Linked DNA regions of Homo sapiens: all the other regions are linked to region 1. A link is a loop called in an ENCODE intact Hi-C map of the cell type or tissue named here. Cell type or tissue: right lobe of liver. All regions are shown on one strand. Region 1 overlaps SLC45A3 (solute carrier family 45 member 3). Region 2 overlaps SLC60A1 (solute carrier family 60 member 1). Region 3 overlaps NUCKS1 (nuclear casein kinase and cyclin dependent kinase substrate 1). Region 4 overlaps CDK18 (cyclin dependent kinase 18).

Region 1 (8,000 bases):
CCCAGCCATTGACTCATACTACTTCCCTTCTTGCAGGCATTGGTCCAGTGCTGGGCCTGGTCTGTGTCCCGCTCCTAGGCTCAGCCAGTGACCACTGGCGTGGACGCTATGGCCGCCGCCGGCCCTTCATCTGGGCACTGTCCTTGGGCATCCTGCTGAGCCTCTTTCTCATCCCAAGGGCCGGCTGGCTAGCAGGGCTGCTGTGCCCGGATCCCAGGCCCCTGGAGCTGGCACTGCTCATCCTGGGCGTGGGGCTGCTGGACTTCTGTGGCCAGGTGTGCTTCACTCCACTGGAGGCCCTGCTCTCTGACCTCTTCCGGGACCCGGACCACTGTCGCCAGGCCTACTCTGTCTATGCCTTCATGATCAGTCTTGGGGGCTGCCTGGGCTACCTCCTGCCTGCCATTGACTGGGACACCAGTGCCCTGGCCCCCTACCTGGGCACCCAGGAGGAGTGCCTCTTTGGCCTGCTCACCCTCATCTTCCTCACCTGCGTAGCAGCCACACTGCTGGTGGCTGAGGAGGCAGCGCTGGGCCCCACCGAGCCAGCAGAAGGGCTGTCGGCCCCCTCCTTGTCGCCCCACTGCTGTCCATGCCGGGCCCGCTTGGCTTTCCGGAACCTGGGCGCCCTGCTTCCCCGGCTGCACCAGCTGTGCTGCCGCATGCCCCGCACCCTGCGCCGGCTCTTCGTGGCTGAGCTGTGCAGCTGGATGGCACTCATGACCTTCACGCTGTTTTACACGGATTTCGTGGGCGAGGGGCTGTACCAGGGCGTGCCCAGAGCTGAGCCGGGCACCGAGGCCCGGAGACACTATGATGAAGGTAAGGCCTTGGCAGCCAGCAGAGGCTGGTGTGGGAGCCGCCCACCAGAGACGACACTCGGGGCTGTGTCTGGGCTGGTGCCTCTCCATCCTGGCCCCGACTTCTCTGTCAGGAAAGTGGGGATGGACCCCATCTGCATACACGGCTTCTCATGGGTGTGGAACATCTCTGCTTGCGGTTTCAGGAAGGCCTCTGGCTGCTCTAGGAGTCTGATCAGAGTCGTTGCCCCAGTTTGACAGAAGGAAAGGCGGAGCTTATTCAAAGTCTAGAGGGAGTGGAGGAGTTAAGGCTGGATTTCAGATCTGCCTGGTTCCAGCCGCAGTGTGCCCTCTGCTCCCCCAACGACTTTCCAAATAATCTCACCAGCGCCTTCCAGCTCAGGCGTCCTAGAAGCGTCTTGAAGCCTATGGCCAGCTGTCTTTGTGTTCCCTCTCACCCGCCTGTCCTCACAGCTGAGACTCCCAGGAAACCTTCAGACTACCTTCCTCTGCCTTCAGCAAGGGGCGTTGCCCACATTCTCTGAGGGTCAGTGGAAGAACCTAGACTCCCATTGCTAGAGGTAGAAAGGGGAAGGGTGCTGGGGAGCAGGGCTGGTCCACAGCAGGTCTCGTGCAGCAGGTACCTGTGGTTCCGCCTTCTCATCTCCCTGAGACTGCTCCGACCCTTCCCTCCCAGGCTCTGTCTGATGGCCCCTCTCCCTCTGCAGGCGTTCGGATGGGCAGCCTGGGGCTGTTCCTGCAGTGCGCCATCTCCCTGGTCTTCTCTCTGGTCATGGACCGGCTGGTGCAGCGATTCGGCACTCGAGCAGTCTATTTGGCCAGTGTGGCAGCTTTCCCTGTGGCTGCCGGTGCCACATGCCTGTCCCACAGTGTGGCCGTGGTGACAGCTTCAGCCGCCCTCACCGGGTTCACCTTCTCAGCCCTGCAGATCCTGCCCTACACACTGGCCTCCCTCTACCACCGGGAGAAGCAGGTACTCATTGGCCAGTGGGTGGAGTCAGGGTGGGAGGGGTGGTCTGGGTTTTTGGGAGGCCAACTAGCTCAGAACCTGGTATCTGGCAAGCAACTTTGGAGAATGCTTCTTTGAATCAGAGAAGAAGCTTATCCTAGCCCCAGGGCCAGAGGCTTGGGCTGCAGAACAGTGTAGATTAGATTCTGGGAATGACTTCCTGGGGTCAGGACTGTGTAGCACTTGAATGGATGATTGCAGGAAATGCAAAATACGATAGTGGGAATCCCGAAGGGTCAGGCCAGCAGGAGCCCTAGGCTTCTAGGCTGGTTGTTCTATGGAGAGGCAGGGCGCTGAATCAGATGACCCCTGGGCCATTCAGCCTCAGCAGACGGGAGTGGGAATGGTCCAGCCTTAGCAACACCTTTCTTCAGGGAGCAGCAACCTGACTTAGCCTGTATCCTACTCTGGTCTCTGAGATGGGGCAGGCTCCTTCCTACCCCCTTTCTTTCTGGCTTATTTTTCTTTTCTGTCTAATTCCCTTTTCTTTTCCTGCATCCCTCCTTTGCCTCCTTCCCTTTCTCCTTCCCCTTCCCCTTCCCCTGTGGCAGATATCTGAGCTTGACACCTGACCCACTCACTTGGGCACTGTGTAAGTTGTGGGGACCTCCTTCTTGGTTGGCCCTACACTAACCAGCCCCTCCAGGGGCCCCTTTCCTTGGGAAGCCACCTAACCCAGGTAGTGTGGTCATCCTTGTCCCCTCCACTGACCTCACTGAGCTACAAACCTGGGTGCTGGACTCTGCCTTGAGGGGCATGAAGTTGGGGTGTCCCAAGGGAGGAGGAGATGCAGGACTGCTCTCATAGAGCTCTCAGACTGTAGGGAAGACCTGCCCCTGCGTCTCGTAGCACTTGAGGAGAGGAGTAGGTAAGTTCGTAGCTGAGAGGCTGGTTAACTGAGTAGGTAGCTGCAGGGGTGAGAGGTATGGAGGGGAGGGGCTAAGGTTTTGGTTGGGGGAGCCTGGTCCCTGAGACCCCTGTTAGCCCACTGATAACCTTCTTCAGCCTTCACTCTTCTGCTTGCCTGGGCTGGGGGCAGGGGGCTGGCATCAGCGGCCAGGCCTGAGTATGTGCTGTCGTGCCAGGGAACGTTCTGGGGCTAGCCATCTTCTCCAGATGGAGGAGCATGTCTGTCCTCGGACCACTCCAGACTCCAACCTCAGCGGACATTCCTGGGGTGGCAGGCAGGGAGGAGAAGTCCTGGGAGGCCCCTTCCTAACAGCAGCTGATGGCAGACTTGGCACTGCACGCTGTCTGCCTGTTCCTTTGCCCACTTGTTGAGCTGCATGGTGAGCCGTGGGCTTCCCTGGTGTCAGGTTTGAGCTCTGCCATGGCTCCCACCTCGCAAATGCAGCCAACTCAACTCTTCTGGCATGGGGACAATGTTGGATAAGACCTGGCCTTGTCCTTAAATAGGAGGCTCTGGGCCATCAAGGGCAGGGGTTGGGGGGATGGTGGTCGACCAGTCACTCTGATCTAAGTCAGACAGCAGGAAGGAAGTGAGAAGCCTTCAACATTAGCACAGCTGGGGCTGGGGGAGGTGGGAAGAGGGACATTCCTCCTGCTTGGGGTCTACTGGATTCTCCCTGCCCCAAGGCTGGGGACAAGGGAGCTCATGGCAGGGCAGCTACCCTAGTGGCATCTGGGACCCCAGAGAGGCAGAGCTTCTCTGCACCGGGCAATGAGGATTTCCAGATGTCGGAGTGGAGGGCAGGCAGGAAGGAAGGTTAGGAGAGCCTGCGTGGGGTTTGGGCCATCAGGGGCCCTGCCTTGGCTTTTGTTCCTCTGTTCTGTGCATCTCTTACCACCGTCTTCATTCCCCCTGTGTCTTTTCCTTACCTTGGAGCTCTGTTCTCTCTGATCTGTGATATTGAGTTTGTCTGCCTCTTACCTGTTCTAAGAGGCTAGAGGAGACCTAGACTTCTGGGTTCACATTTGTCCCCGCCCTACCCCGTTACCCTTCTCCCACTCCTGAGGAAGGGTCCTGGTTAGACTTGGACCAAGTAGGGTCTCCATCTTCTCTCCTGCTCCTGATTCTCATGAAGTCCCATTGCCCCTGGGATGGAGGCAAGGGTCTGTTCTCACAGCTGGGGTGGTGCCAGTGCTGGGTACACACCTGTCCTCTTCCCCTTTTCTTCACCCCTCTGCCTTAGGTGTTCCTGCCCAAATACCGAGGGGACACTGGAGGTGCTAGCAGTGAGGACAGCCTGATGACCAGCTTCCTGCCAGGCCCTAAGCCTGGAGCTCCCTTCCCTAATGGACACGTGGGTGCTGGAGGCAGTGGCCTGCTCCCACCTCCACCCGCGCTCTGCGGGGCCTCTGCCTGTGATGTCTCCGTACGTGTGGTGGTGGGTGAGCCCACCGAGGCCAGGGTGGTTCCGGGCCGGGGCATCTGCCTGGACCTCGCCATCCTGGATAGTGCCTTCCTGCTGTCCCAGGTGGCCCCATCCCTGTTTATGGGCTCCATTGTCCAGCTCAGCCAGTCTGTCACTGCCTATATGGTGTCTGCCGCAGGCCTGGGTCTGGTCGCCATTTACTTTGCTACACAGGTAGTATTTGACAAGAGCGACTTGGCCAAATACTCAGCGTAGAAAACTTCCAGCACATTGGGGTGGAGGGCCTGCCTCACTGGGTCCCAGCTCCCCGCTCCTGTTAGCCCCATGGGGCTGCCGGGCTGGCCGCCAGTTTCTGTTGCTGCCAAAGTAATGTGGCTCTCTGCTGCCACCCTGTGCTGCTGAGGTGCGTAGCTGCACAGCTGGGGGCTGGGGCGTCCCTCTCCTCTCTCCCCAGTCTCTAGGGCTGCCTGACTGGAGGCCTTCCAAGGGGGTTTCAGTCTGGACTTATACAGGGAGGCCAGAAGGGCTCCATGCACTGGAATGCGGGGACTCTGCAGGTGGATTACCCAGGCTCAGGGTTAACAGCTAGCCTCCTAGTTGAGACACACCTAGAGAAGGGTTTTTGGGAGCTGAATAAACTCAGTCACCTGGTTTCCCATCTCTAAGCCCCTTAACCTGCAGCTTCGTTTAATGTAGCTCTTGCATGGGAGTTTCTAGGATGAAACACTCCTCCATGGGATTTGAACATATGAAAGTTATTTGTAGGGGAAGAGTCCTGAGGGGCAACACACAAGAACCAGGTCCCCTCAGCCCACAGCACTGTCTTTTTGCTGATCCACCCCCCTCTTACCTTTTATCAGGATGTGGCCTGTTGGTCCTTCTGTTGCCATCACAGAGACACAGGCATTTAAATATTTAACTTATTTATTTAACAAAGTAGAAGGGAATCCATTGCTAGCTTTTCTGTGTTGGTGTCTAATATTTGGGTAGGGTGGGGGATCCCCAACAATCAGGTCCCCTGAGATAGCTGGTCATTGGGCTGATCATTGCCAGAATCTTCTTCTCCTGGGGTCTGGCCCCCCAAAATGCCTAACCCAGGACCTTGGAAATTCTACTCATCCCAAATGATAATTCCAAATGCTGTTACCCAAGGTTAGGGTGTTGAAGGAAGGTAGAGGGTGGGGCTTCAGGTCTCAACGGCTTCCCTAACCACCCCTCTTCTCTTGGCCCAGCCTGGTTCCCCCCACTTCCACTCCCCTCTACTCTCTCTAGGACTGGGCTGATGAAGGCACTGCCCAAAATTTCCCCTACCCCCAACTTTCCCCTACCCCCAACTTTCCCCACCAGCTCCACAACCCTGTTTGGAGCTACTGCAGGACCAGAAGCACAAAGTGCGGTTTCCCAAGCCTTTGTCCATCTCAGCCCCCAGAGTATATCTGTGCTTGGGGAATCTCACACAGAAACTCAGGAGCACCCCCTGCCTGAGCTAAGGGAGGTCTTATCTCTCAGGGGGGGTTTAAGTGCCGTTTGCAATAATGTCGTCTTATTTATTTAGCGGGGTGAATATTTTATACTGTAAGTGAGCAATCAGAGTATAATGTTTATGGTGACAAAATTAAAGGCTTTCTTATATGTTTATTGGCATGTGTTTCTTTTAGGAGGGGGAAAGACCTGATCTTTCTACAACATTCTTAACTCTCAGTTCAGGGAGCCCTTTGGCTTTTGACAGCTTCACTTCCCAGTGGCCACCAGCAGGTGGAGGCATAGACCAGCACTCTTTGTGTCAATTGCCAATTGTGGGGGGTTGTGCTGCACCTTGGACTGGGGGGTTTCGGAGTTGGGGAGAGGGGGTCAGAAAGAGTCTGAAGTGTGGGGCAATGGTGGCATTTTCCTTCTAAAAGACCCCTGAGTAGGGATGGGCATGATGACTCACGCCTGTAATCCCAGCACTTTGGGAGGCTGAGGCAGGTGGATCACTTGAGGTCAGGAGTTCCGAGACCAGCCTGGCCAACATGATGAAACCCTGTCTCTACTAAAAATATAAAAAATTAGCCAGGTGTGGTGGTGCGTGCCTGTAATCCCAGCTACTCGGGAGGCTGAGGCAGGAGAATCGCTTGAATCCAGGAGGTGGAGGTTGCAGTGAGCCGAGATCGTGCCATTGCACTCCATCCTGGGTGACAAGAGTGAAACTCCATCTCAAAAAATGAAAAAAAAAAAAAAAACCCATAGTGTGGCCAGGAGATGGAACAAGCACCCATCACCCACAGCATGGGAATAGGGAATGCACTTGGCATGTGCACGATGAGGCTTTTGACCCCACTGTGCCTTGGTTCATGCCCCTTCCCCTCTCCTCCACCCTCGTGCCAGGTCCGGTCAAACTCAGAGTCTTCCCTGCCCTGCCATCTCCCCGATGCCTCCAACCTCGACTGGCCTTCCAGTTCCTTAAATTCCCAAGAGTTCAGTTCCGTTAATAACCTGTGCAAGGGCTTGTTTTACCTATTTTAAAAAAATGTTCTACATTTAACTTTTTTGTTACGGAAAATTTCAAATATACACAAGTAGGGAGCCAGATATAAAGAACCAAGCTGCAACAGTTATTAACATTCTGCTGCTTTGTTTCATCTTTCCCTTTCCCCCATCCCCTAGGGTATTTTTAAAGCTGGTGCCAGACAATTTAGTTTCACCTGTATATACTTCTGTATGTGTCTCTAAGAAATAGGACTGAATTTTTAACAACTTGATCACAATACCATGATATCCCACAAAGTATACAATAATTCCTTATCAATTATCCAGTCCATGGACAGTTTTCTCCAATTGCCTCAAAAATTCTTTGGTTGGTTTGAATCAGGAATCAACTGAGATAAACAAATTGTATTTAGTTGCTGTGTGTCTCAGGTTTCTCTTAATCTCTAACAGCTCCTCTATTCTTTCAGTGCTACTTATTGATGAACAATAATTTTTCCTACAGAATTGCCCCCATTCTATATTTGGCTGACCGTATCCTCAGAGTGGTGTTTAAGATGCTCCTCTTGAGCCAGGCACAGATGACTCACGTCTGTGGTCCCAGCACTATGGGAGGCTGAGCCAGGCAGATCACTCAAGCCCAAGAGTTTGAGACCAGCCTGGGCAATGTGGTGAAACCCCATCTCCACAAAAAATAAAAAGATACTCCTCTTTGTCCTCTTTTTTTTTCCCCTGTAAGCTAATAAGAGCTAGGAGGCTTGAATAAATTTAGATAGATTTATTTATTTATTTATTTATTTATTTATTTATTTATTTATTTATTTATTTATTTTTGAGACGGAGTCTCGCTCTGTTGCCCAGGCTGGAGTGCAGTGGCATGATGTCAGCTCACTGTAACCTCCGCCTCCCAGGTTCAAGCAAATTCTTGTGCCTCATCCTCCCGAGTAGCTGGGATTTACAGGCACGCACCACTATGCCCAGATAATTTTTTGTATTTTTTGGTACAGACGGGGTTAACCATGTTAGCCAGGCTGGTCTGGAATTCCTGACCTCAGGTGATCACCCGCTTTGGGCTCCCCAAGTGCTGGGATTACAGGTGTGAGCCACCGTGCCCAGCCAGATTTTTATTTATTTTTTGACAGGACTATTTCATAAGCGGAGCTGTGGAGATGGCATCATCTCATGTGGCACATCATGCCTCACTGTTCCACTTTCAGTGGGTTCAGGTGATGTCAGACTGACCCATCCATTATACGGTTTGTGGGTTTTTTTGGAGACGGGGTCTCACTCTGTCACCCCGGCTGAGTGCAGTGGTGCAATCATAGTTCACTACAGCCTCCACCTCCTGAGCTCAAACAATACTCTTGC
Region 2 (8,000 bases), 75 kb after region 1:
CAGAGGCCCAGGCTCTTCTCCATACCTCCTAAATTAGAATCTCTGGGGTAGGGGTCCATGATCCTATTTTCTCTTTCTTTTTTTTTTTTTTTTTTTTTGATTTGAAGTCTTGCTCTGTCTCTCAGGCTGGAGGGCAGTGGCACCATTTCAGCTCACTGCAACCTCTGCCTGCTAGGTTCAAGTGATTCTCCTGCCTCAGCCTCCTGAGTAGTTGGGATTACAGGCAGGCGCCACCACGCCCGGCTAATTTTTGTATTTTTAGTAGAGATGGGGTATCACCATGTTGGTCAGGCTGGTCTCGAACTCCTGACCTCATGATCCACCCGCCTCGGCCTCCCAAAGTTCTGGGATTACAGGTGTGAGCCACCGCGCCTGGCCTTTTCATGATCCTATTTTCAAAAAGCAGCTCCAGTGAATCTAATGTATTTGGGAGTCACTTGTTCTAGGACAGTGTTTTCCTGAGCTTGCTGGATGATGTAATTCCCCTGGGGTATTTGTTTAATTTATAGATTGCTATGCCTCCTCCTGGACATTCGGATTCACTCAGTCTGGGTTGGGCCCAGGAACCTGATTTTCCTTTTTAAAACCCAGCACTCCAGGTGAGTGTCTATGGGCAATGCCTAACATATGTGGATGCTTCAGACCTTTATTTTCCCAAACCCAGATTTCCACCCACTCTCCTCTGTCTTAGCAATTGGCCTTGTGTCTGACCTAGACAGGGAAGCCAGGGCTGGCCCCATGTCTGTGCCCTTCCTCTTCTGGAACCTTTCCCCTTTGACATCGTTTCGCCCCAACTCCATGGACAGGGGCCTTCCTCCTTGCTGAGCTTAGAGCCTCCTCCACTCCCGCTCTCCATCCCACCTCCCCTCTGTCAGGGCCTTCCTCACTCGGTTACTCTCTCACAATGGTATTTTCACAGACTCCTCCTCCTAATAGGTGTCCTCCCTTTATCCTCTACTATAAGCAGGCCCATACCACCCTGAGTCCTGCAGAACACAACTCCCTTCAACTCAAAAATATTTACAAAGAGAAATGCAAATTCCTCCACTGCTCATCTCCCTCTCACCCTCAACCTCTTGCGTTTGGGTTTATCACCTACCTCCCATCTACATTGAACTGAAATTTCTTTCTTGGGGGTCAACTGGCACGAGGTCAAATCCAAAGGCCTTTCTTGGGGATCATGATCTTTGTCTCTGAAACTGCAACCTTATGTCCAAACCCGCTCTCTGCTAGAAATTCAACCAAGGAAATGCTTTCTTACCTGGACTTAGTACCCTCATTGGGCTACTTGGAAAGGTAGTGAGTTGCAGTTACTAGAGGTGTTTAAGCAGACAGTGAACCCCTTGGAAGGGATGTTATAGATAGAGGTGGCTCAAGCCTGATGGGAGGTTGGACTAGACAATTTGGCAGAAGTCTGTAATGTGGACCCCTGTGTCATGGATGGTGACCTGGATGGACACACCAAGGCAAGGGTCTTAACCCACTGCTCAGGCCCAGACCTCCTGCCTCCTAGGCAGATCAGTTCCTTGAAGGTCATCCTCCATGTCCTGCCTACTTAAGAATCACCTAGCGCTAGGCAGAGTGGCTTACTCCTGTAATCCCAGCACTTTGGGAGGCCGAGGCGGGTGGATCATTAAGAGGTCAGGAGTTCAAGACCAGCCTGGCCAACGTGGTGAAACCCCATCACCATTAAAAATACAAAAATTAGCCAGGCATGGTGGTAGGCACCTGTCATCCCAGTTACTTGGGAGGCTGAGGCAGGAGAATCACTTGAACCTGGGAGACAGAGGTTGCAGTGAGCTGAGATCACACCACTGTGCTCCATCCTGGGTGACAAAGGGAGACCCTATCTCAAAAAAAAAAAAAAAGAGTCACCTAGGAGAGCTACCAAATGCAAATCCCCAGGCCCCAGCCCAGAGGCAGTGATTCCGACGGTTGTGGGATCCCTGGCCTCCACAGCTTTCCACTGACTGGAGGGCTCTGAGCAGCTGGGCACCAAGGTAAACACAGGAGGACCAGGGCCAGCACTGGCTTTCCTCACGCTCATAGCCAGTTGTTGGCTGGGATGGGCTCCACACACTGCAGCCAGCACCTCCTACAGACCTTTCCTTTTATGTTTTAAGGGTATAAGATCAGCAGCCCAGAGAGGGGAAGGGACTTTTCATGGTCACCCAGGTAGGCTCCACCTCCCAGGCTCCCACCCCTTCCTCGTCATCCTCTCTCTCCTCTCTTCCCTCTACTCCTGAGTTCCCATCCTGCTGGCAGAATGTAGGCCTGGGCAAACGTCCTGGGGTAGGGCCAGGAGGAGGCGGCTTCTCCTGGGTCTCTCAGAAGAGAGAGGAGGCTATTCAGCTGCTTACCACGTTGATGAAAACCATGGTGGCCGGCTTCATTCTTGAGGATATGGGAATGGAGAGGAGCCGGCCCAGTGTGATGAAGCCCCAGAAGAGGCTGGGGAGGTAGCCAGCCACCTTGTGTCCCACAGACAGGGGCTTCTCCACAGCATAGCTGTACACGAAGGCGGAATAGGCACCCTGTGGAGAGACCGGGCGCTGTTGAGCACACCTGCAGCCCAGCCAGACAATGACCCTCACAAAGGGAGCCCAGGCTGGGCAGGTGTGGGGAGGGCAGAGGGAGGACTGCCTGTTCCCACTCCCAGAGGCTCAGCCAGGGCTGGGCTTGGAGTCAAGGCCACACTACACACTTGGCTCAAGCTGAGGACAGAAGCTGGGGTGCCTTAGCTTACAGACTGCACTGTGGAGACCTAGGGGTTCCAGAGAGGTGGCTCTGGATCTCCATGGGAGTGCCCGCAGGGCCTGGGCAGACAGGCACTGCTCCCCACTTCAACCAGAGCAGAACATGACTTAAAAAAAAAAAAAAAGGTGTGTGCAAGCATCTGGTTTTACAGATGAGAAAGCAGACAGAAGTGACTTGCCCGAGGTCACACCCAGTGCTGGAAGTCAACCAGTACTGTCACGAGTACTTTCCACCAGGTCATCTAAGTTTTTAGGGCTTTTTCTCTGGAGAGGTCATCATATGGCAATCAGTTGATCAGCCATTCACGACTGCCCTAATATAATCCTAAGAAGTTTCTGGAAAAAGGTGCTAACTAATGTAACAGAGGTCACTAGTGGCATGAACAGCTGGGCCTAAATTCCACCTGAAGCTTGTTTACAACACTGGCTCGAGACACCCAGGTTTGTAATGTATTCCAGGAAGCAAAGTACCCTGTTTATATAGCATGACCTCTAATTGGGGAATAGGGCACCACCCCTTTAAAAAATGCAGGTAGCCTGTCCTTGACAACAGACCAGTTAGGCCCCTACCTATAGCATTAACAAAAATAAAACAAAAATAAAAAACAATTGGCCAAGACAGAAGCCCATAGTACCAACGTGCTGTGACTGATTCTGGAGACAGTCACCCTAGGACTTCAGATTAAATTTTTGAATCAAGTGTACTCCAGGAGAAGTCTCCAGGAAACCTTCATGCTCCTCTCTTTCTCTTGCCTTTCCCAGACTGGAGTCTGGGGGTGAAGGGTCCCCCAGTAGGGGGCGCCCTCTGAGGCAGGCTCACCGTCAACCCATCCGTCATGAACAGTACCAGGGCGCCCGTGATGTGGATGGCAAAGAAGGAATAAGGGGCTCCTCTGAGGTTCTTCCTTTGGCAGCAGCTGAACAGGTCCTCATGCCCTGCAGGAGGCACAGGAAGAACAGGGGTGAGTCTCAGCTTCTGCTCCCTCCCTCTGCATGTCCCAGGGCCGTGGCTGGCAGTCAGAAGAGCCCTGCAGGATGGGGCCCACTTACTGCCTCTACTTTCACGACCTTTCTGTTAGGAATAACCCCTGTCCATCTCCCAGTCTTGGTGGAGCCAAGGCTCAGAGAGGTCAGGTGACTTGCCCAAGGTAACAAAAGGCAAGGCTGAGCAGAATGGAGGGTGAAGTCAGAAGTCTGCCTTCCTCATTCTCTTGGTCAGGTTGCACCATCAGGGCCAAGATTTTCTTTTTTTTTTTTTTTTTTAAAAAAAAAAAGGACTATCACCTGTGGCCAGGCATGGTGGCTTACACCTATAATCCCAGCACTTTGGGAGGCCGAGGCAGATGGATCACCTGAGATCAGGAGTTTGAGACCAGCCTGGCCAACGTGGCGAAACCCCTTCTCTACTTTAAAAATACAAAAATTAGCCAGGTGTAGTGGCATGTGACTGTAATCCCCGCAACTTGGGAGGCTGAGACAGGAGAATCGCTTGAACCTGGGAGGCGGAGGTTGCAATGAGCCGAGATTGCACCACTGCACTCCAGCCTGGGCGACGAGAGTGAAACTCTGTCTCAAAAAAAAAAAAAAAAAAAATCACCTGTGATCTAGGTTCACTCTCTCTGGGAGAGGGGTTACCAAGGAAGCCTCAACATGAGGCTGTGAGGATGCAGATTCATTAGAGCCCCTACCTAGGTGTGACTGAAACTTTGGGGGCAGTGAGGAGGCATCTTCCTTCTCAGGAGGCTGTGTCTCCAAGGCAAGCTCATCAGCAGACAGAAGCAGGGGCCTCCTCTGGGGACAGCAGGTCAGCAGCCGCTCCTTGGACAGCAGCATCAGCACAGCCATGGGCACTGGAAGCTGGGGAGCAGGCAGAGGGTCAGGAGAGCCCTGCCCTGAAGCTCCCCCTTCCCACGCCTGGCCTCTGCACACACTGCATGTGCATAGTCCTGGGAGAAGACAGCTCTTTTCTAAGGGTGCCCAGCTAAAAGCTGAGCCATCCCAACCTAAGAAGCCAGGTGCCTTGACCAAGGTAGGAGTGGGGAGGCCTGCTGTAATTGCTGCCTGATCACCATACTCGCGTCCCTGAAAAGACAGATATTTGTCGCATGCAAAGCTTAGACTCAAACTCTCTGCTGGCCCAGGAGAGGTGCTGGGAGTAAGCTTGCTGGAGTGTCACACCTCACACTCCTTCATGCTGGTGGGTTGCGTGATGCTTTACAAAGCAGCTTTGCTTTTGGGCATCACATCTCTACAAAACATGCTGGGGGATGTTATCACTTAGTCGTAACCTGTTAGAACTGGAAGAGATCTGAGGGGTAAACTAGAGACTGAGAGACTGCCCTGGTCACACAGTGGACTTGGGGCAAAGCCAGAATGGAGCCTGGCATCCTGATCCTTCCAGTGCTGTCTCTACCTAAGGAGATGCCTTGGTGATGTTGATCCTAGCAGGGCACAGAGGCTCTTCTCAGGGGCTTGAAAACAAAAACATGATCTCCTTTTGATTGAGAAATACATGTTTACGAACAGCCTGTACACATAAGCCCTATGTTCAGTTTGCTGCTATTTATGCTAAATCGGAACTCCTTCAGAGCAGTGGGAAATGGCTCCTGCTTCTGAGGTTGCCTGGGGAAGCCTCCACCACCTCCCTCAGGGGCCCCTGCTTGTGTCTCACCACCCTGGTTGCCAGGAAGTACCGCATCAAGTCTAACTATTGTCCTTCTTGCTGCAACTTCAGCCCAGTTCCTTTCACTTAGGAAAGACAGGAAGCCCAGGGAGCTGCAGATGTCTCCCAGAGGCTGGTGAGAGCGCCCAGCTATTGGGCTCTTCCTGGCCCACGGGAGAGGCATAGGATAGAGATGGAAGGCTGGCAGACTGCCAGCCCCTGCCTGGTGGTGTTCTGGGGGAGCCCTTCCCTGCCCCTGGAGGCAGGCTGGCTCTCACCAGTATTTCCTCAAGTCACCTAACAGGAGTGAAAGACAAAAACCACCCCTGTGTTGGCACCTCCCTATGGTGACCTTGGGAGCCTTTCTGCACACTCAAAAAGAAGTCAAGGTCAGACATGGCCCCTGGCAGTCAGGCCTGAGTGGGGAGAGAACAGCCCCTGCTGAGCCCTAATGGGGGAGACACAGCCCTTCCTCCAGTGTGAGGGGGGAAACAGGAAACCCACCCACAGAGGCCTGTAGTGGCAGAGTGCCTGAGTGAAGGCCAAGTGGAAACAGCTGTACAAGAGGCGTGATCGCTCAGGTGGGGCTTTCCAGGGAGGTGGGTGCTGGGAAGGGCTTCACAGAGGATTGGCTGGCATTGCTGGCAGGAACACACCCAATTTTATAAGAATTCCATTCAGGGAAGGCAGCCCCACCTTAAAAGTCAGAGAAGGGCAGGTGGGGTGCACATGTGTGTGTGCGTGTGCACCCACATGAGTACATGCACAGCCCATCTTCCTCCGTGCTGGACTGTTTATTTTCAGACACAAACCAATAGAAAAAGTCCGGAAATCCTGCAGCAAACAAAGTCCCTCCAGCCTGCACTTCATGGGGCAAGAGAGAACAAACCTCGGGCTTAAGCCGGACCTTCCGGCTTCCTGGTCTGGGAGTCTCAGCCTAGAGGTTCTACTGACACTGCTCCTTTCCTTCGCAGGTCTCTCCTGGAAGGAACGGGCCCAAAGCCGCATTCTTTCCAAAACAATGGATGGGCATGGGCTGAAAAGGGAAGGAGCAGACGGAGAGGGTGGGTTTATGAGAGCCCCCAGAGGAGATTCGGGCCAGGGAAAGGAAATCTACAAAGGAAAGGAAGGAAAAGGACTGGTGATGAGGGGGCAGCAGGTAGATGGTCTATGCTGAGGGTCAGGGCTTCCAGCCGGGCTCAGCCTCCTATCAGTCCCTTGTCAGGGCTTTGAGCTGGTGATGGCATGACACCCCCACCCTTGCCCTGCTGCTCACTGGAATGGTGGTCTCAAAGGCTCCTTTCAGTGCTATGTGTGTGGCATATTCTGAGGCTCAGCAGCAGCTGGGCAGCTGCTCTAGTGCCTGAGTCCAGCCCACCTGCCCCAGGAGAGCTGAGAAGTCCACCTACTGCAAAGAGAGGCTCTAAGCCACCATGACAAGCAGCATGGTGCCTCCATCCCACAGCCAAGACAGTGGCCACTGTAATGCTCCCCACCCCCGGCCCAGGAGCCAGGGATGCTCTGGTGTTCCCGACAGTCCTCCCCAACCCAGGTGGATGGGGGTAGGGGGTCTCCCCACCTGACACTCTGGCTCCAGTCTGGGCTAACGTGAGAGATCCCAACTTGGGTTTGCAGAGCACCAGAGGAGGTTTCCAGCTGGAGGCCAGAGTCAGTGCTGACTTGGCAGGGGTGTACAAAGCGGGCCTCGGTATGTGACGCAGTCACGGGGTGAAGTGGTCTCTCGCTGTTCCCACCATAGGCTGCCTTGGCAGGCAGGGCCCTTCAGAGGTCATCTTGTCTGTCTCCTAGCCTCCACAGGAGCCCCTGACAGGAGGGCACAGGAGAATCCCACCATTGATGAAGGGACCCAGAGAAAAACCTTCCACTTCCTGCCGGGGTCTGTCCAGGGTCCACTTCATCTGGCCTTGGAGGAAAAAACTAGTTTCCCACAGAACCTCAGATAATTCGAAAGTTGACCCTGATTTTCACTGTGCTCAGCTCACTGTTTTACCCTCCTTGAGAACTGCAATCACAGGTCGCTGAAGGATGGTGGAGTAGTGCAGGGGATCCCGGGGAGGGTTTGTCCTCCCATCCTCCTGCCTCTGGGATGCACACCTCAGCCCCAGCACGTTTCTCAGCATCTGAAGAATCTTCACTGGGTGTGGGGTGGACTGGGATGTGTGGACTGTCCACTAGCTCCCTACCTGGCCCACCCCAGGGACACTCACATTGATGAGGGCCATGATCCAGAAGGCATAGGACACTCGGGTCCCTGCCCCGTCCTTTGGAGTCAGCCCTGGGAACGTCTGGTTGGACCAAGGCTTGGCATCTACGTGGTGCTGGCCCAGCACCCTGGAGACATGGAACAGGTGGCCTCGGGAGGTGGTGTTGGCCGTGCTATTGGCAGGCAAGCAGTTGGCCTCAGACAGGAAAGGGTCAGCAATAAGGGGGCTCAGCAGAGCACCAAAGCCCACGAAGAAATGGAGCACCTGGGGACAGAGGAGAGGTGGCGGGTGGGGGTGGGGGTCAGTCTTCAGCCCGGGGAAGTGGTGGCCTGGCCTCCGGTCCAGAGGACCCACACT
Region 3 (8,000 bases), 51 kb before region 1:
GGAAAAAACTTTCACCTTAAGAATTTGAAAAGGAAGAAACCTGGGCTCTGGTCTTCATGGCATTTAGACTGAGATGCTTAAACAGAACAGAAGTAATACGCATTTCCTGCCATAGGATAGGGAAAATGTAACAAGCTGGTTGCTCTTGAGGTTAGAAAATTGTCTGTTTCTCTGTGGATGAAGCTGGATTTACTTGAAAATGGAGAGTTGGCTTATTGTTTGAATATTGGGACATCAAGCTATCTATAGCCAAGTTTCAGTCGCAACCAGTTTTCCCTTTGTCTGGGGTAAATTCGATACAAAATGATTCTTTTTGAATCCTGAATCCATAAATTACACTTTTTTTTTTCAAATTCACAAAATTCACAGTGGTGCTGACTGTGTAATAACCACTATTGGGAAACATCCCGTAAACCTGCCTGTTGCCATGCCAATGGAGTGACTGAACTGGTGACATCTGTTTGAGCATGCTTTGTGTGGCTGGTAGAATGCCACCGTTGTGCATACACTTTGTACATCAGGGGTGAAGGGAGGGTTTTCTAGATTATTGGGGGAGGGTAAAATTGGGATTTTTTTGTTGTTCCTTTTTTGATGGGGTGTGGGGGTATAGTACTCAGCTTATGCCCTAAAATAACATGTATAAAAACCCCTGAAGTATTGTGTGGGTGTGTACGTGTGAGTGTGTGTTTGTATACATCTGGCAATTAAAGCTTTGTCTTCTGGAACTTAGTGAATTCTTTTCTCTTTTTCCTCCAGAAGTATTTGTTACAAGATTTGTAAATAAGAGCTCTACTTAGTTTGTTTACCATGAACATGTTGCAGCAAACCTTATGCATCTAATTCCTACAAGGTTAAAGAAAGGCTTTTAGACTTGCCAGGTTAAGCAACAGCCAAGTTCTCAGTAATTGTTTGCCTTGATTTATCTTTTAGACTTCATTTTGCCAGCTCTAAAACTCCCAGTCTTCCTTGATTTTAGTCCTTAATCTTTTATGTTCTGAGCAGGAAGGGTAAAAGACAGGAACCTGCTTCACTGTATTAACTAGTCCATGGGCTGAGACCGGGGCATCTCTTTTCTTCATACTGCAATGTTGCTAGATACATGATCAGACACCAGAGGGTTGGGCATTCTTGCAATACCTTAACAGTGCTGAAATCTGCAGCATGGTACTAAGGAAGTTAAAGTTTGAATGTAACCACTTTATTTAAAAGGTTTTTTTCTTTAATTTAAATGAAATGGGGTTGAAGTGAACATGATTTTGTTGACCATGTTCGTGAATTACAGATGCAACATGCATTGGTAGAATCGTGTGATGGTCTTTTGTGATACTTAATTTTTACATATCCCAGTCTCTGTATGTATCTGCATAGACAAAGAAAAAACAAACTCCTGCTTTGCTTTTATTGAAGGGTTTCCAGGACTGCGTGTCTGCTCCTGAGCTCTGTTTTAAGTATGTGTATCCTTTGCTTGTATTTTGTATTAAAAAAATAAGAAAAAGAAGCCTTTATTGTTGAGCATGTTGGCATTGTCCCCTTTATTTTTTTCTCTTTTTGGGACATATGAAGCAAGTTATTCTTTTTCTGTATCTTTTTTTCTTTTGTAAACTTTTTTTTTGTTTTGTTTAAAAATGGCTTTATAAAAGGGCTTTTATAACCCAGATGTGTGCTCTGTGTACTTCTTGTAATACCTTAAAGCAAACACACTAACTTACACAGCTTTGTTAATCAGCTCCCAGTTCAGCCTGACTTTGTGGGAACTTATTTCCCTAATAAATTATTTAGAAACTTTAACAGTGACCATCCCTGTTGTTGGTAAAAGATAAACATGTCTTGGTTCAAAAGTTAATACCTCAGGATGGAATCAAGAAGCAGTAGACTTACCAGTTTGATTAATTAAGGGAGCACTGGACTGGGTGCGTAAGGATTCTTAATTAGCATTTTTTCTCATGTTTACATCCAAGGTTATGAAGTGTTGTGGAAAGCAAAGTTTAACAATCATATATAATAAAAGATAATGTTTATACTCACAGAACACACTTGCATTCAATTCCAAATACCCATAAGAACTACGCTGAATTTTGAATTAAAGATTACTTGTTAGGTGGACAATGTGGTACAAGATCCCTCTTTAGAACTGGGCTGATATTGTAGCTATTAGGGCTTTTTTCTTTTTAACTTTTCCTCTTGTTTACATACTTGCCTTGTCAGCCAAATACTATAATTGAAATGCAAATTTGGCTTTGAAATTAAATGCTTTGTGCATCCTGTTATCCGTCAGTGACTAGCTAACTTTTTAAATTTCTTTCTTTCTTTTTTTTTTTTTTTTTTTTGAGATGGAGTCTTGCTCTTGTCGCCCAGGCTGGAGTGCAATGACATGATCTCAGCTCACTGCAAACTCCACCTCCCGGGTTCAAGTGATTCTCCTGCCTCAGCCTCCCAAGTAGCTGGGATTACAGGCATACACCACCACACCTGGCTAATTTTTGTATTTTTAGTACAGACGGGGTTTCACTATGTTGGCCAGGCTGGTCTTGAACTCCTGATCTCAAGTGATCTGCCCACCTCGGCCTCCCAAAGTTCTAGGATTATAGGCGTGAGCCACCCCTCCCGGCCATTTTATTCTTTTTCGGAGATATGAGAGTCTTGCTATGTTGCCTGGGCTGGTCTCAAATTCCTGGACTCAAGGGATCCTCCTGCTTCAGCTCCCCCAGTAGCTCAGATTACAGGTGCAGGCACACTGCCCACATACATTTATTTCTTAATATAATGAGTTGTCTCAGGTTAAAGTTGAATTTGGATGAGCATTAACCATCTACTTTTCCTCATAATCCTTAAGTATTTTATGGATAACATAGACAATTTTATGTTTCAGGACAGTGCTGAAGAAATGCAGTCTGATTTAAAGGATTTCAAAAACCAACAAGTGGATAAACAGATGAAGAGAGGTTAAAACACACTTGGAGCTACCTAGACTCCTATCCATGAACATCGGTATACAGTACTACACTGTAGTTGTGCAACACATATTACCTCATTTAATTTTTCCAACAACTGTGAGATCGGCAAGTGTTTGTTCTTCCAATATTGTAAAGAATAACCTGGTTCAGGTAAGATGAGGTTTTATGTGGTACCTGATGTAGCTAGTATGTAGTACAACAAGGGTTTGAATCAGTGCTGTGTGCTTTAAGTTATCACAGTTGTTCGTTCTAAAGCCAGCTCCCTTTGGTATACATGGGTCCCTTAAGCCTTCTTCCTGGTATTGAGCTTTTGAGCATTTTGCTGTTCTCTCACATCTCCCAGTAACAGTGATACTTGAACCAGTCCAATGAGTTACATCAAAGATTTAATGGGGAAAGTCGGAAACTTCAATGAGTAAGGAGATTTCTCATTGAATACTTCGGTTTGCTTGAAAATCCTGGTGACCCCTAGACACAAAGCCTCAAATTATTTAAAAGCTTTTATTTTCTGATTATGTCTCATGATAGTGACTGTTGAGGAAAATGTTCGTCATGTTGACTGTATAGCAGTTACAGTCTGCCAGTAGAGGGCAGTGTTTGTCCTCCATAGGTAGTGGAATGCTTGCTCTCCCCATCTCATTTTTAGATACTATCAGACTAGGCTCAGGACATTTTTAGATACTGTCGGCTAGGCTCAGTTGATATTCTGCAAGTGTATCAACACCTTGCCACTTACTTGGGTTATCGAAGCCCTGTGATCAGTGTACCCAGTTAACATCCTAATGTATGTAGCAGCAATCTTTTCTGAATTTTAAATAGGAAATAGAATTTCTTGATTCATGCACATCTGTCTTCTTGTGTTGTTCCCTCTTTATATCTCCTAAGCCTATGTGGATAACATCCCGAAATAGAAGTGCAGACTGAAATTTCAAAATGCAGCTGTGAACTCTTTGCCCTATTTTGAAACAGGTGTTGTCTTTGAAATTGCCTTCCAGCTCAAAAGCCTTGTTTCTTGTACAATCAGCACTGATATGTGTTCACACACAACAAATACTTAGATTTGTTTTCAAGGTAATATGGTAGTTTGTGTTCCTTTATCTTGATGACTTGCTTCTCTTTTCCTCCATTATCTTACTAGAATAGATAGGTACTCATTTTGACATGCTTTGGCTGGGTCACCACCAAGAGAAATCAGTATTATTCATGGGTGTGCCCCCTGGTTCAATAGTAAACCCTGCACAAATATTGTGAAATAAATGCTGTGTTAATTCTGGGGTCAGGGAGTGAGAGGGTACAGCCAGAGTTCCCATCCTAATAAAGCAAATAATTACTTTAAACTATGATAACAAAATGTTGGAAATAATTGTTTGCCTTGATTTAGCAGTAAGCTGGCACCCAGAAGGGATTTGTTTAAAAATCTAACTTTAAGGAACAGGTTGATCAAGGAAGAGTACACATATATATTATTATTGGTAATGTTTTAGCTATTAAGTTGAATACACAAACCCTTTTATTAGAATGTGTAAGACCACCTCCTTGGCTGATGTACAAAGCAATGTGTGTAATAGTTATACTTTTTCCATCTTGGGAAGAAACACAAATACACAGTCTATATGTAGTCAGGGCTCTCCTGATTATAAGAGATTAGGGTAGATGGGTAAAGTAAGGCTCTGAAGGAGATAGAAAGTCATTGATCCAAGAAAAATGATAGCCTAAATTTTAGGATATGATAACTACCAATTTGGTAACCCTAGCTGATTGGTTATCTGGTAAGAAGTGTCTCATCCATAAAGAACTGAACGTGTGTAGTAATATAATTAACAAAAAATAAGGTGCAGTGGCTCACACCTGTAATCTCAACATTTTCAGAAGCTGAGGCAGGAGGATTGCTTGAGGCCAGGAGTTCATACCAGCCTGGAAAACAGTGAGATCCTGTCTCTACAAAAACAAAATAAACAAGTTAGCTGTGTATAGTGGCATGCACCTATAATCCCAGCTACTGGGGAGGCTTAGGAGGAAGAATCACCTGAGCCCAGGAGTTCAAGGCTGCAGTGAGCTATGATCGCACCACTGCACTCCAGCCTGGGTGACAGAATGAGACCCTGTCTCTTAAAAGATAAAAAGAAATAACGAAAAATAGATTGTGAAACACTGGTGTTTACCAAGAAGTGTGTAGACAGTGACCCACACTGGATCCTCATTTTGTGGCTATAAATTGGGTCTCTTGTGGTTCACTAATTCAGCCTAGAGGAATACAAATACTAAACACTTTAAAAATATCGTTTTACTTCTAAGGTAATCAGGAATAATGATATAGCTAAGCTCTTTTATAAGGCACTAAATGTCTTTAGGAATCAAAGACTCAATGGACGTTCTGTTTAGACCTTGGAACATAATCTGGGGCTTCAGTAACCTGACTTCAAATCTAATGCATGCCACATCTCAGTTACAAACCCCAAGCTCCCCCTGTTTTGTCTTTTCCTCCTGCTTCTGACCTAATTAACCCCATCTTTCTTTTCCTTCGTGTGTGTATGTGTGCGTGTGTGTGTGTGTGTGTGTGTGTGTGGATGAACAGTTAGTTTCCATGGGGTTAGCGTTTTTGAGGCAAAAATATTGTTTATACATCAACTAGATAGTCCTAGAGGTGGATGGGGAACCAGCTGTTCGGTAGAGAGCCACACAGTTGGCCTGAGTACAAGATAAATAGCATTCCTAAGCTCTGTTGTAGGGAATGCTGGTGTGACTTGAAGTACACAGGATATACACAGTATCTAGTTCAAAAGAGTGGTTTTTGTGCTAAACCTTATAAAATCACCAGTCCTGGGCCATTGGCAAAGCAAGTCAGTCCTTTTCTCACCTTGCTTTCCTTTCTCTTGCCATGCACTTAAGGGAAGCAATAAGACCTCTAATATTTAGCTCTTGGGCTACTCTTCTCTAGAAGTCAACACCATTGCACAGTCACTGTGCAATGAGAGAAGCAGATGGCTCTCTCTCTGGGAGAGCTAAGTCTAAGTAAGGACACACTAATAATACCAGACAGTGGAAACAGGAGTTCTTAGAGCACGTGTTGCTTCCACAGGTCACCTCTGAATTAGCCAGCAATATTTATTGACAATGAAAATTGTGGTGACTATATTCCACCAAAAATTGGGATCTGTGCTACAATGAAGAGTTCTTTCATATTCCTCAACAGGAAAAACAGTTTAAGGTATAGTTTGGTTCTCATGATATTGGCATGTCTGGATACTTCTATGGTTTAAGGGACTGAAGCAGACAATGTTGAAAACTGGAGTATTCCAGGTAATGTATGTGAATAGTATAAAAAGTGCAACAGGTGTTCCACAGCAGAGTTCAGAACAGCACATCGTGCTAACTATAGCATGAGTAGTCATTTGTTTTATTTGAACCCCCAATCACTTTTCCTTGTCTGGCGACCTGCTTTGGAGAAGCTATGTGGCTGGTTGCAGATGAAGTCAGATCAATCGACAGGGTGATCTTGGGCAAGTCAGCTTATCCGCCTACCTCCCACTCTATGCTCGTTTCTTCTTTTTATATAATGAGGATTATAAGGGACTGATTCTCCTCTGCTTCAAAGGGACATTATGGGGCCGGGCACTGTGGCTCATGCCTGTAATCCCAGCACTTTGGGAGACAAAGGCAGGCGGATCGCCTGAGATCAGGAGTTCGAGACCAGCCTGGCCAACATGGTGAAACCTGTCTCTACTAAAAATACAAAAATTAGCTAGGTGTGGTGGCAGGCGCCTGTAATCCCAACTACTCGGGAGGCTGAGGCATGAGAATTGCTTGAACCCGGGAGATGGAAGTTGCAGTGAGCCAAGATTGCGCCATTGCACTCCAGCCTGGGTGACAAAGTGAGAGTCCATCTAAAAAAAAAAAACAAACCAAAAGGACATTATGAGAATAAGTGAGGCCATGGGTACTTAATGCCTAGAACACAGGCTGTCTATGCACATATGTTGCTATTGGCACTGTAGACCAACTAGCCTCAAACAAAAGCAGCGATGTACCTCCAGGCAAGGTTTATGGGGGCTGAAAACCTCATTCCTGCAGAACTGAAATCCTTTTAGCTTTGTCTCTGAAGTATAAATGAGTTATTTATTAGTAAGAACACTTACTCTTGCAGAAAGGTAAACTTTAACCAGCTCACAGTATAGGATGGTTTTAGAGGGGAGGGAAGAGTGACAGTAACTTCCAAGTCACCTGCACTAGTAAAAGTTTTGTTTTGTTTTGTTTTGTTTTTTCCCAGTGTACGTACACAGAATTATTGATTGGATCTTGAATGCTTCTTTAGCTTCTCCTAGGAAAAAAATAATTTTATCCAATGGTTTCAAACTGTATTTCTAGTTATGGGATATATATTACAAGTGAGAGAACATTCATTTTGGACTGGAAACCTATTACAAATACTTGTCAATAGCATATTTTCAGTCTATGAAATCATCCTATTTTTGTGTCCTTGATCTTTCAAGTTCAATACCAGAAAGGAAGCCACAAAACTTACTGGAGCCATGATTGGGGACAGAATCCTGGGGCTCAGCTGGGCTGTTTTACTGATGAAATGTGACATCCTGTGTTCTCACAATACTGAAGTCTCACTAGAATGCTTTTTGTGGGTGGCCCCTATCATGAGACCCTTACATAGACTGATAACATTTTGGCAATTGAACCCCAGGGACAAGCTATAAGATAGACACCGCCCTCATCCCCCGCAAATTCTCTTCAATCTTTGGGGAAGAAAGACCCAATTTCAACATAGTGAAGAGGCCGTTTTTAAAAGTTTGATTTATGTAAGTTGAGTAACAGACTGTATAAATACTGAAATTTTGGTCAGGAGCCTGTTATCTTGTAATACCCTCTTCCTCTAGATTGCTAAGATCATCATTTGTGCTTCTTGGATTGATAAGATAACTCTCAGAAGTCTGAAGTTCCTCTTGTCATGTTATCTTGCTGAAGGAGATAGAACTAGTCATTTGGCTTTGGTAAAATTTTCACTTGTCTCAACCCAATTTCTATCACTGAGTTCTG
Region 4 (8,000 bases), 130 kb after region 1:
ACACACACACACACACATACACACAAGCACACCCCACCCACACTCATTAGGCCTGGAGGGGGGACTTCAGTTCTCCATCTTTGGCATCAATCTATCAAAGTCAGCTTTTCTGTACGAGACTGCTCGCTCCTTTCTGTACATGAATTAAATATATTATCTGTCTCTGCACTGAGTCACACGACGTTCACAGTACCGTGGGGAGGAGTGGAGGGTGGGGGCCTGAGGTGGGCAGGGCAGGGGGCCTGGGTAGAAAGGCGAGGCTGGCCTCCCCTTGGCCTGTGCCATTCAGGATCAGCCCAGTGTTGAGGAGACCTGGGGGATACAGAGGGGAGCCTTCTTCAGGGGCCCCGGCCACCCAGGCTTCCAGCCCCCGGAGGCAAGCCTCTCAGCATCAGAGCCTGCTCCTGTTCCACGTTCCTCTCCCTCAGATGGTGGCATCTACACCTCTCCCTGTCGTGGCCGCCCTCTGGGGTGGCAGGGGCTGGGGGAAGCTGGTATTGGGATCAGGTGGACAGAGCCACAAGGGCTGGGAAGGAAGGATGGGGAGGCTGTGCGAGCCTTCGGGAGCTGAGGTCAGCCTGGCACCAGTGTCAGGGTGACTCTGCATATCTGGGTGCCGTCCCCAGGACCCTGACCAGGCCTGGCTAATCAGAGCCCTGGGATGATAAGGTAAGCAGGAGCCACCTCGGGAAGGGGTGGACAGGCAGGAGCCGGTCACAGCTCCAAGGGCAGTGAGTACGGTACCACCTGCCAATTTAAGGCAACTCCATTCAGACTGATGAGCTGGGCGGGGGCTGGCTGAGGTGGCAGGCGTGCAACTGGCGGTCCCAGGCCACCTCTGGACACAGCTGGGCATCCAAGCATGCCAGCAAAGCGTATGCCGGCACTGCTCAGCCATGGTTCAAGCCAGAGGGTGTCGGGGAATGAGGGTAGGGTAGGGCTGATGGAAAGAGTGGGGACTACTATTCCTTCTGTTGCTGTGGGACACCTGCCAGGTGGGGTAGGCTTTGGCACACATGTGGGTACCTAGGATTCCAGGGTCCCAGAGAACATGCCATGTCTCTTCTTGCTCTCAGAGGGGAAAAAGATGAAACGTGTGTGGGCTCCAAGGGGCCAGAAAGGGGGACTACCAAACTGGCACTAGGCAGGTCCTGGGGGAGGAGGGTAGAGCCTGTATCCAGGGCAGAGTGCCCATCCTGGCGCCTTGATTCTGTCATCCGTGTGCATCCCACGCAGGTGCCCAAACACCAGGGTGGGAGAGGGTACGAGGACCGCCCCCCCCTCATGTCCTCTCAGGGAAGCAGCTTATGCCAGCCCCAACGTGGGTAAAGGAGGGGTTGGTATGCAGGTGAGGGCTACTGGGGAGGCACACGGGAAGCACAAAGAAGAAACAGCCGTGGCCAGAAGGGCTGCCAAGCGGTCTTCCAGGCTGGCTGTCAGCCCTCGTTCTTCAGTCCTCCGAGGGCCACACAGGCTCCATCCTACCCGAATTTGTGCTCCATGTGATCTCTTGTCCCTTGGCCACAGCAAGGTGGGCGTGGCTCAGAAGATGCTCTGCCGCCTGTTCTTCCCTCGTCCTGGAGAATGGAGAAGAGGTGGGGCTGCAGGGAGGAGGCTGGGCTGACGGGTACCCCAGGTCAGCAGGGACAGTCGCTGTCCCCCAGAGCTGCTCTGACAGAGCAAGCAAGGGCATGCAAACAGGAGCCGGTCTGACCTGGTGTCAAATCCCATCTCTGCTACTTACTAGCTGCATGAACTTGTGACTTAACCTCCCAGAGCCTCAGTTTCATTGACTATGAAATGGGGAATATTAATAGTACTAGCTTCAAGGGGTATTTTAAGGATTAAAGAAGACGATGCATGGAAAGCATTTGTCAATGTCCAAGGCCATTGACTGTTCTAGGAACAAAGTACCGTTCTCCCAGGATGGAATCTGATTAGAGAGCTCAGGGTTTGCAGAGAGAATGCACCAGAGACAGCATGCCTCTTTGCCAGGGCTACTGTCAAATGCAATGTCCTGTCTGGGGTGGAGGGTTGAGGAGGGAAGAGCTGGACGAGGAAGTCTAGGCAGGAGAAACCAACCCCTTCTCTGCTCCCCAAAGAGTCCAAAGGGAAGCCAGTGGTGGGGGGACCATGGGAGTCCCCACTGGGGAGGGGTCGCCTGCTCTGGCTTCCACTAACAAGGGGAGGGGTCCAGGAGAGCACAAGCCCCTACCTGGCTGCTGGAAGGCCAAGCCTCGGTAGCCTGGGTCCTTCTGGAGCTGGATCTCCTTCAGGGAGAAGATGGAGGCAGCTGGGGGAGAGAAGTGCATAGTCTGGAGAGGGCTGCGTGGAGCTGGCCTCCAGTAAGGACTGGCCCAGAAGGACCAACTGAGCCCTCGAGGCAGCGTCTCATTTCCACTGTTTGCCCCCTCAATTTGGAATGAGAACCCCAGCAGGGGAGGCAAGGTGCCCGGGGCTGCTCTGCTGGGGCTGGGGCCTCTGGCCTCTTTGTTCTGGTTCTTCTGCCCACACTCACCAACCCCTTTCCTTGGTTCTGGGTGGCCCTGCTCCCGGACCCCCAGTACTCACTGTCTTCAAGCTGGTGCACACGCTCTCCCAGAGACCGGAAGTAGGAGTGACTCAGGGCAGCCTCTGCTGACATGCGACTCTTGGATTCATACTGAAAGGCACAGGGTGGGGCTATTGGGCCCGGCTGGGGGGCTGCAAACCCTCTGGGCAGCAGGACTCCAGTGCTGGTTAGAGCACCAAGGTGGGTGAGGCTTGAGGCTAACAGGAGAAGCCCCAGGTCAGCCTCCAGCCCCTACCACAAACCCAACCTCAGGCCATCTCAAGACTCAGGGGAAGGCTCCTCGGTCTCCAGCCACCAGGAAAAACCAGAAATGAAACTTCAGGAGAGTGACCTTCTCTTGGGATAGAAATACAGATGCAAACCAACCATGATCAGATGGAGAACATCCGTAACAGGAAGCGTAGTGCCGATAACAACCCTTCATCGTGTGCCTTACAAGACAGGCACCACACTAAGTGTGTCCCGTCATCTCAATGTATCCTCACGGCCATCTTATAAAATAGGTATTAATCCCACTTTGCAGCTGAGGAAACTGAGGCATGGAGGAGCTCTGTAACTTGCCCAGAGCTACACAGCTAAGTAACGGGTTTGGGCTCGCAGTGCACAGACTCCAGAGGATGTGTATGGAGGCCACCCCTTGGCCTTGGGGGTGGAGAGTACAGGGGAGATGTTTCAAAGACGTGTAAGCACACGAGCCACAGAAGTTGGGGCGTAGGCCCGGCATGGGGCACAGGGACCTGGCTCTTTGGCTGCCTCTCCCTGGGCCCCGCCGGGAGGACACTCACCAGGAGCAGGCTGCTCAGGAGGTGGATGCCATCCGTATCCAACCTGCAAGGAGAAGGCGCGGACACAGGCTGTGCCTGATTGGGGATGGGAGAGCCAGGGCCGCAGCAGGAGGGGCGGCGGGCGCAGGGGCTACCTGGGCGCGTGGTTGATGAGCGGCTGCGGGAGGTAGCAGGGGAAGCTGTAGGTGCGGAACTCAGAGAAGGCGGTCACGCCGGGCCACGTCTCTTCTGTGGGGGTCCCTGGGGAGACGAGAGAGGGTGGGGAGGGCCTGCGTGAGGCCCAGGGCCAAGGCCGACTTGAAAGGGATGCAATGTATGAGGTGGGAGCAAAGATGGCCGAGGCCACAGGGGGTCCCCGCCCGGGAGAGAGGCGGCCGAGCCGCTCCTCCCCGTCCCGCTCCGCGCCTGGGCTGGAGGAGTTCCGGCGCCCCCTGGTGGTGAGAGGGACGGAGCAGCGGGAGACTGACCGAGGAGGCGAAAGATGAGGTGCAGCTCCTCCTTGACTGTGGAGCCCGGGAAGAGGGGCCTCCCTGTGGCCATCTCGTAGTGGATGCAGCCCACGCCCCTGCGAGGAGCAAGGGGTAGGGTCGGCATCAGGCAGGGGCGGCCGCCCTTCCTAGGGCTGCTCCACCAGGGCACCAATGACGACCTGCCACAGGCGGCTGCAGGGATCGTGGCTCTGGCGGCGGAGGGGTGGCCCAGGGCAGTGGAGGCTCCTAGAACTGCCCAGCCCCCACTACAGCCCCTCTCTGGGGGGCTTCCCTGGGCTCGGGAAAGCTGCGACTTTCACTCTGTGAGGAAAGTCCCCTTTCACTCTGTGAGGTTTGGGTCTGTGCAGCCAGCGCCCATGTGGCAATTCTCTCAGCAGTGTTGTCTCAAACTCTCTCCACTGTGTGCCCCACTGGAAGAGAAGTACATAAATCCATTCTCCTGGGGAACCTTGGGGCGGAGTCACAGCAGCCATTCATAACCACCGGCGGCTTGGCTTGCAATTTGGGCTGATTTTTCATTTTACACCAAATCATACACTTGTTCATTTTAACATAAAAATAGTACTTCTCTTTCAAAATTTTCACTGGGACTGATGCTTGGGGAAGATTCATCGTATTTACTATAGGGGCCCTCCTGGACCCTCTGGGTCTCTGGTAACCCCCCACAGGCCTCTGGGGGAGGATTTCAAATGCACAGGCTTGGGGGTCTATTTAAGCCAGGGAAACCCTAACCTATTATATTTCAGACCTAATTTTTTAACATCCATTTCAGCAGGATGTCACAAGGCTTTTAGGCAAAGGAAGTTAGGCAGTTCTTCCCCGAGGCCCTTGGGGAAGCAAAGGAGAGTCTGGAGGTGTGGCCAGGCCTGTCCTCCCCTCCTCGGTCCCCACAGTGCTCACTCACCACATATCAATGGGGGTGGAGTACTCTGTGGATCCCAGCAGCACATCGGGGGGCCTGTACCACAGGGTCACCACCTCATTGGAGTAAGTCTTTGTGGGCACTGACTTGGCCCTGGCCAGTCCTGGGGGCAGACATGTCACTGGACCTCTGTCCACAGGTGCTGTGGGGTTGACTGCTATGCCCTCCCCCACTGCACCCACACCCTGAGGCACCCCAGTAGCGTCAGACCCCCACCCTAGCCCCAGCCTCACCAAAGTCGGCCAGCTTCAGCTCCCCCCTCTCGTTGATGAGCAGGTTCTGGGGCTTCAGGTCCCGGTGCAGGATCTTGCGGTGGTGACAGTAGGCGAGGCCCCGGAGCAGCTGGAACATGAAAATCTGGGGGAGGGGGAAGAGAAATGTGGGGTGGAAGGTGGCCCTGAGCCTCTGCTCCAAGGCTGGGACCAGGATGGGGGCAGGGGCTTGGCAGTGAGGTCAGCACAAGCCCCTCATTCTCCTGCACACCCTGCAGCCCCCATCCTGGACCCCACCCACACCAGGGAATCCCATCCAGAGGGGAGGACAGCAGGGGTGCAGAGGACGCAGTGAGTGTGGGGGAGGCCAGCGAAGTCTCAGTCAGGAGCACGGGGGTCAGGATGCCCGCCTATGTGGAGACATATGTGCTTGATCCCTTTTTTTTTTTTTTTTCTTTTAGAGTCAGGGTTTTACTCTGTCACCCAGGCTGGAGTGCAGTGGTGTGATCATGGCTCACTGCAGCCTCAACCTCCCGGGCTCAAGTGGCCCTCCTGCCTCAGCCTCTCAAGCAGCTGGGACTATGGGTGCACGCTACTGTGCCCGGCTAATTTTTCAATTTTTAGTAGAGATGAGGTCTTGCCATGTTGCCCAGGCTGGTCTCAAACTCCTGGGCTCAAGCCATCTTCCTGCCTTGGCCTCCCAGTGCTGGGATTACAGGCGTGGGCCACCATGCCCAGCCTTGATTCTTTAACAAACACCAGGAGAGGTCATTCATAACCCCGAGCTTCCCCAGAAGCCTCCCTGCATTTTGGCAGGTAGCTCACACTCCCATTTGACAGACTGGGAAACTGATGTTCAGAGTTGAGAGTGGGTTTTATACCAACAGCTAGACAGTGGCAGACAGTGTGTGTCTGTTCTTGGGGTAAAGCGCTCAACCCAGTTCCTGGACTCGTTGATGGCATTGCCCTCTCCCTCTTTCCTACGTGGGAAGGTCTGAGCCACCTCAGCAGCCGGATCCCTGGTGGTGAGAGTGGGTCCCCACACTGGGCTTCTGGACAGGTGGCTGCCAAGATGGGGGGACCCTGCCCCCGAGGCCTCACCTTGACGTTGTGCATGCTCATGAGGTTCCCACAGTGGTCCAGATACTGCTTCAGGTCACTGTCCTGGAACACAGAGCGTGGCTCAGTCCTGCCCCACGCTGACCCCTGGCCAGAAGCCCAGACACAGGCTGAGGAGAGGAAGCCCCTCCCTGGGAAGGGCCCACGCCCACTAGTGGGACAGGTCCCTGGCTCGAGCCACCCGTAAGCCTGAGCTCTTGGCCCACTCCTGCACGGGAGCATCTGAAAATCTGATTCCAGAACAAGGCCTGGGTCGCCCTCATCCCACTACTCCCACTCCCTCAGCTTCCCACTCCCCTACCCACACCCCGTTTCCACCACAAGAGGGAGAGGCGGCCAGCCCCAGCCGGACTCTCACCAGGTACTCAAACACCAGGGTGAGGGACCGATCTGTGTGGATGAGGTCATGCAGGGTCACAATATTGGCGTGCTTCAGGTTCTTCAGCAGAGACACTGTGAGGAGACAGATCCACCTGGGTCCCTAGGACCCCATGTGTCCCCATACCCTCTTTTCTTGGGGTCAGCGCCAGGAGTCCCATTCCAGCAATGATCCTCTACCCCCAGCTCCCACAAGGGTGCAGGCTGGTGAACCCCTCCTCCTGAAGCCCCCAGGGGAGCGTGGGAGCCTAGGATGCTGTACCCTCTCGGATGGCAGTGCAGGGCGCTCCCTCCTCGTGCTCCAGCCGGATCTCTTTCAGGGCCACAAGGTTCTCCGTCAGTTTGCTGCGCCCTTTGAAGACTGTGGCATAGGTGCCCTGGGATGGAGGGCCACAGCGGCCCCAGGCGCATTCAGGTGCTGCTGGCCTCTGTCCAGTGCCTCCCCATTTGTGCCTCTGCCTGGGCTACGACTGGGGCCTGAGTGCCCTTCCTCCCTTTACTGACATGCTGTTTCCTCCAAAGCCTACTTCCTCCAGGAAGCATCCCTAATGACTCCCCAGTCGGAGTGAATCCGTCCTTCCTCTAAGCCCCAGCACGCCGCGTGCCCGTCTATGATAACACCAGGTTTTTTCTTCCTTATACGATGCTGATGTTTACACAGAGGTCACCTCTTTGGGCTCCTGGAGGGAAAGGGCTGTGTGTTCCCTCTCTCTATAAACCTTCACCCACCCCAGGCCTCTGCACAGTGACAACAAAAATAGCTAAGTGACACAGCACTTCCTATGTGCCAGGCATTGTCTGTGTGCCGTACATAAGCTGATTACAGTAACCTGCCCAATCCTCACAATAACCCTATGTGATAGGACAATTACTGTCTCATTGGACAGAGGAAGAAACTGAGGCACACAGAGAGGTCATGTAACTTGCCAAAGGTCACAGAGCTAGTAAATGGTGGAGCTAGGTTTTGAACCCAGGCAAGAAGGACTTGCAGAAAAAAAAAAGACTGGATTCTGCCCAGGGCCATGGCTACTCTATCCTCACGCCCTCCTTCAGGATCTGAGCTCACTTCAATCCCTGCCAAAGCCTGGGCCAGAGCGCACAGCCAAGACTGTGCACCTCTATGGGGCAGGGGCCAGGAGAGGGCCAACCAGAGAGGGCCGACCAGAGAGGGCCGACTAGGGAGGTCTGCCCCTCCTCCAAGCCATCCTGCCTGGCTATTCGGAGAAGACCAAACCCAGCGTCTTACCTCTCCCAGTTTGTCCAGTTTCACGTATGTTTCCAGTTTCCCAAAGCCAATGTCTGACTGAGAGGGAGAGACATAGAATGCCGTGAGCTTGAAGCCCTTAGCAGCTCCACAGACATGACGCCTCCCCCAACTCCAGCCTCTGGGAGGGAAGGGATGAGACTCCATGGTGGAAGGGGCTCCTTTTCCCTTTATCCCTGTGATAAAGGACAGAGCTCGTGAAAGTGTGAGTTTCTTCCTCCCAGGACAGCCAAGAGTGTAGAGCCCAGAGCTGTGGC

The links. A loop is a pair of places that touch in the nucleus more often than their neighbours do. Peaks named below come from ENCODE experiments on the same cell type or tissue, not always from the same donor. Only the 100,000 strongest peaks of a DNase experiment are listed, where the experiment ranks them.
Region 2: it touches region 1 in a loop (4-fold over the local background); 104 of 110 quality-filtered maps call a loop at or near these places.
Region 3: it touches region 1 in a loop (2.2-fold over the local background); 95 of 110 quality-filtered maps call a loop at or near these places.
Region 4: a loop joins it to region 1, with 6 times the contacts of the local background. A loop is called at or near these places in 94 of 110 quality-filtered maps.

The regions. Positions count from the first base shown.
Region 1 is chr1:205,655,655-205,663,654 of GRCh38, reverse strand. SLC45A3 (solute carrier family 45 member 3) reads left to right here. Exons shown (of 5, transcript NM_033102.3): 3 at 37-822; 4 at 1,529-1,794; 5 at 3,984-5,804. The coding sequence ends at 4,421. Among named protein-coding and RNA genes, the nearest start is that of SLC45A3, 21 kb to the left of the region's middle. RefSeq lists enhancers at 560-1,115, 1,116-1,670, 2,990-3,578. In right lobe of liver, CTCF peaks have their summits at 4,362, 4,563 and 5,899 (motif pointing right); DNase peaks (open chromatin) are centred at 4,544 and 5,919; H3K27ac peaks cover 3,031 bases.
Region 2 is chr1:205,580,568-205,588,567 of GRCh38, reverse strand. SLC60A1 (solute carrier family 60 member 1) reads right to left here. Exons shown (of 10, transcript NM_181644.5): 3 at 7,647-7,907; 4 at 4,445-4,613; 5 at 3,577-3,692; 6 at 2,361-2,534. It overlaps LOC124904491 (a long non-coding RNA gene), which reads left to right. Exons shown (of 3, transcript XR_007066823.1): 2 at 3,519-3,718; 3 at 6,393-7,648. Among named protein-coding and RNA genes, the nearest start is that of SLC60A1-AS1, 15 kb to the right of the region's middle. RefSeq lists enhancers at 1,507-2,297, 2,777-2,826. In right lobe of liver, a CTCF peak has its summit at 3,555 (motif pointing right); no DNase peak of the experiment used is centred here.
Region 3 is chr1:205,706,848-205,714,847 of GRCh38, reverse strand. It overlaps NUCKS1 (nuclear casein kinase and cyclin dependent kinase substrate 1), which reads left to right. Exons shown (of 7, transcript NM_022731.5): 7 at 1-2,026. Among named protein-coding and RNA genes, the nearest start is that of SLC45A3, 30 kb to the right of the region's middle. In right lobe of liver, a CTCF peak has its summit at 3,542 (motif pointing right); DNase peaks (open chromatin) are centred at 447 and 3,567; H3K27ac peaks cover 6,536 bases.
Region 4 is chr1:205,524,921-205,532,920 of GRCh38, reverse strand. CDK18 (cyclin dependent kinase 18) reads right to left here. Exons shown (of 16, transcript NM_212502.3): 5 at 7,726-7,782; 6 at 6,742-6,856; 7 at 6,460-6,554; 8 at 6,084-6,146; 9 at 5,004-5,127; 10 at 4,753-4,873; 11 at 3,825-3,922; 12 at 3,492-3,597; 13 at 3,358-3,400; 14 at 2,572-2,662; 15 at 2,216-2,293; 16 at 131-1,577. The coding sequence ends at 1,543. Among named protein-coding and RNA genes, the nearest start is that of CDK18, 24 kb to the right of the region's middle. RefSeq lists a silencer at 3,669-3,788. In right lobe of liver, CTCF peaks have their summits at 3,594 and 3,799 (motif pointing left); a DNase peak (open chromatin) is centred at 3,800.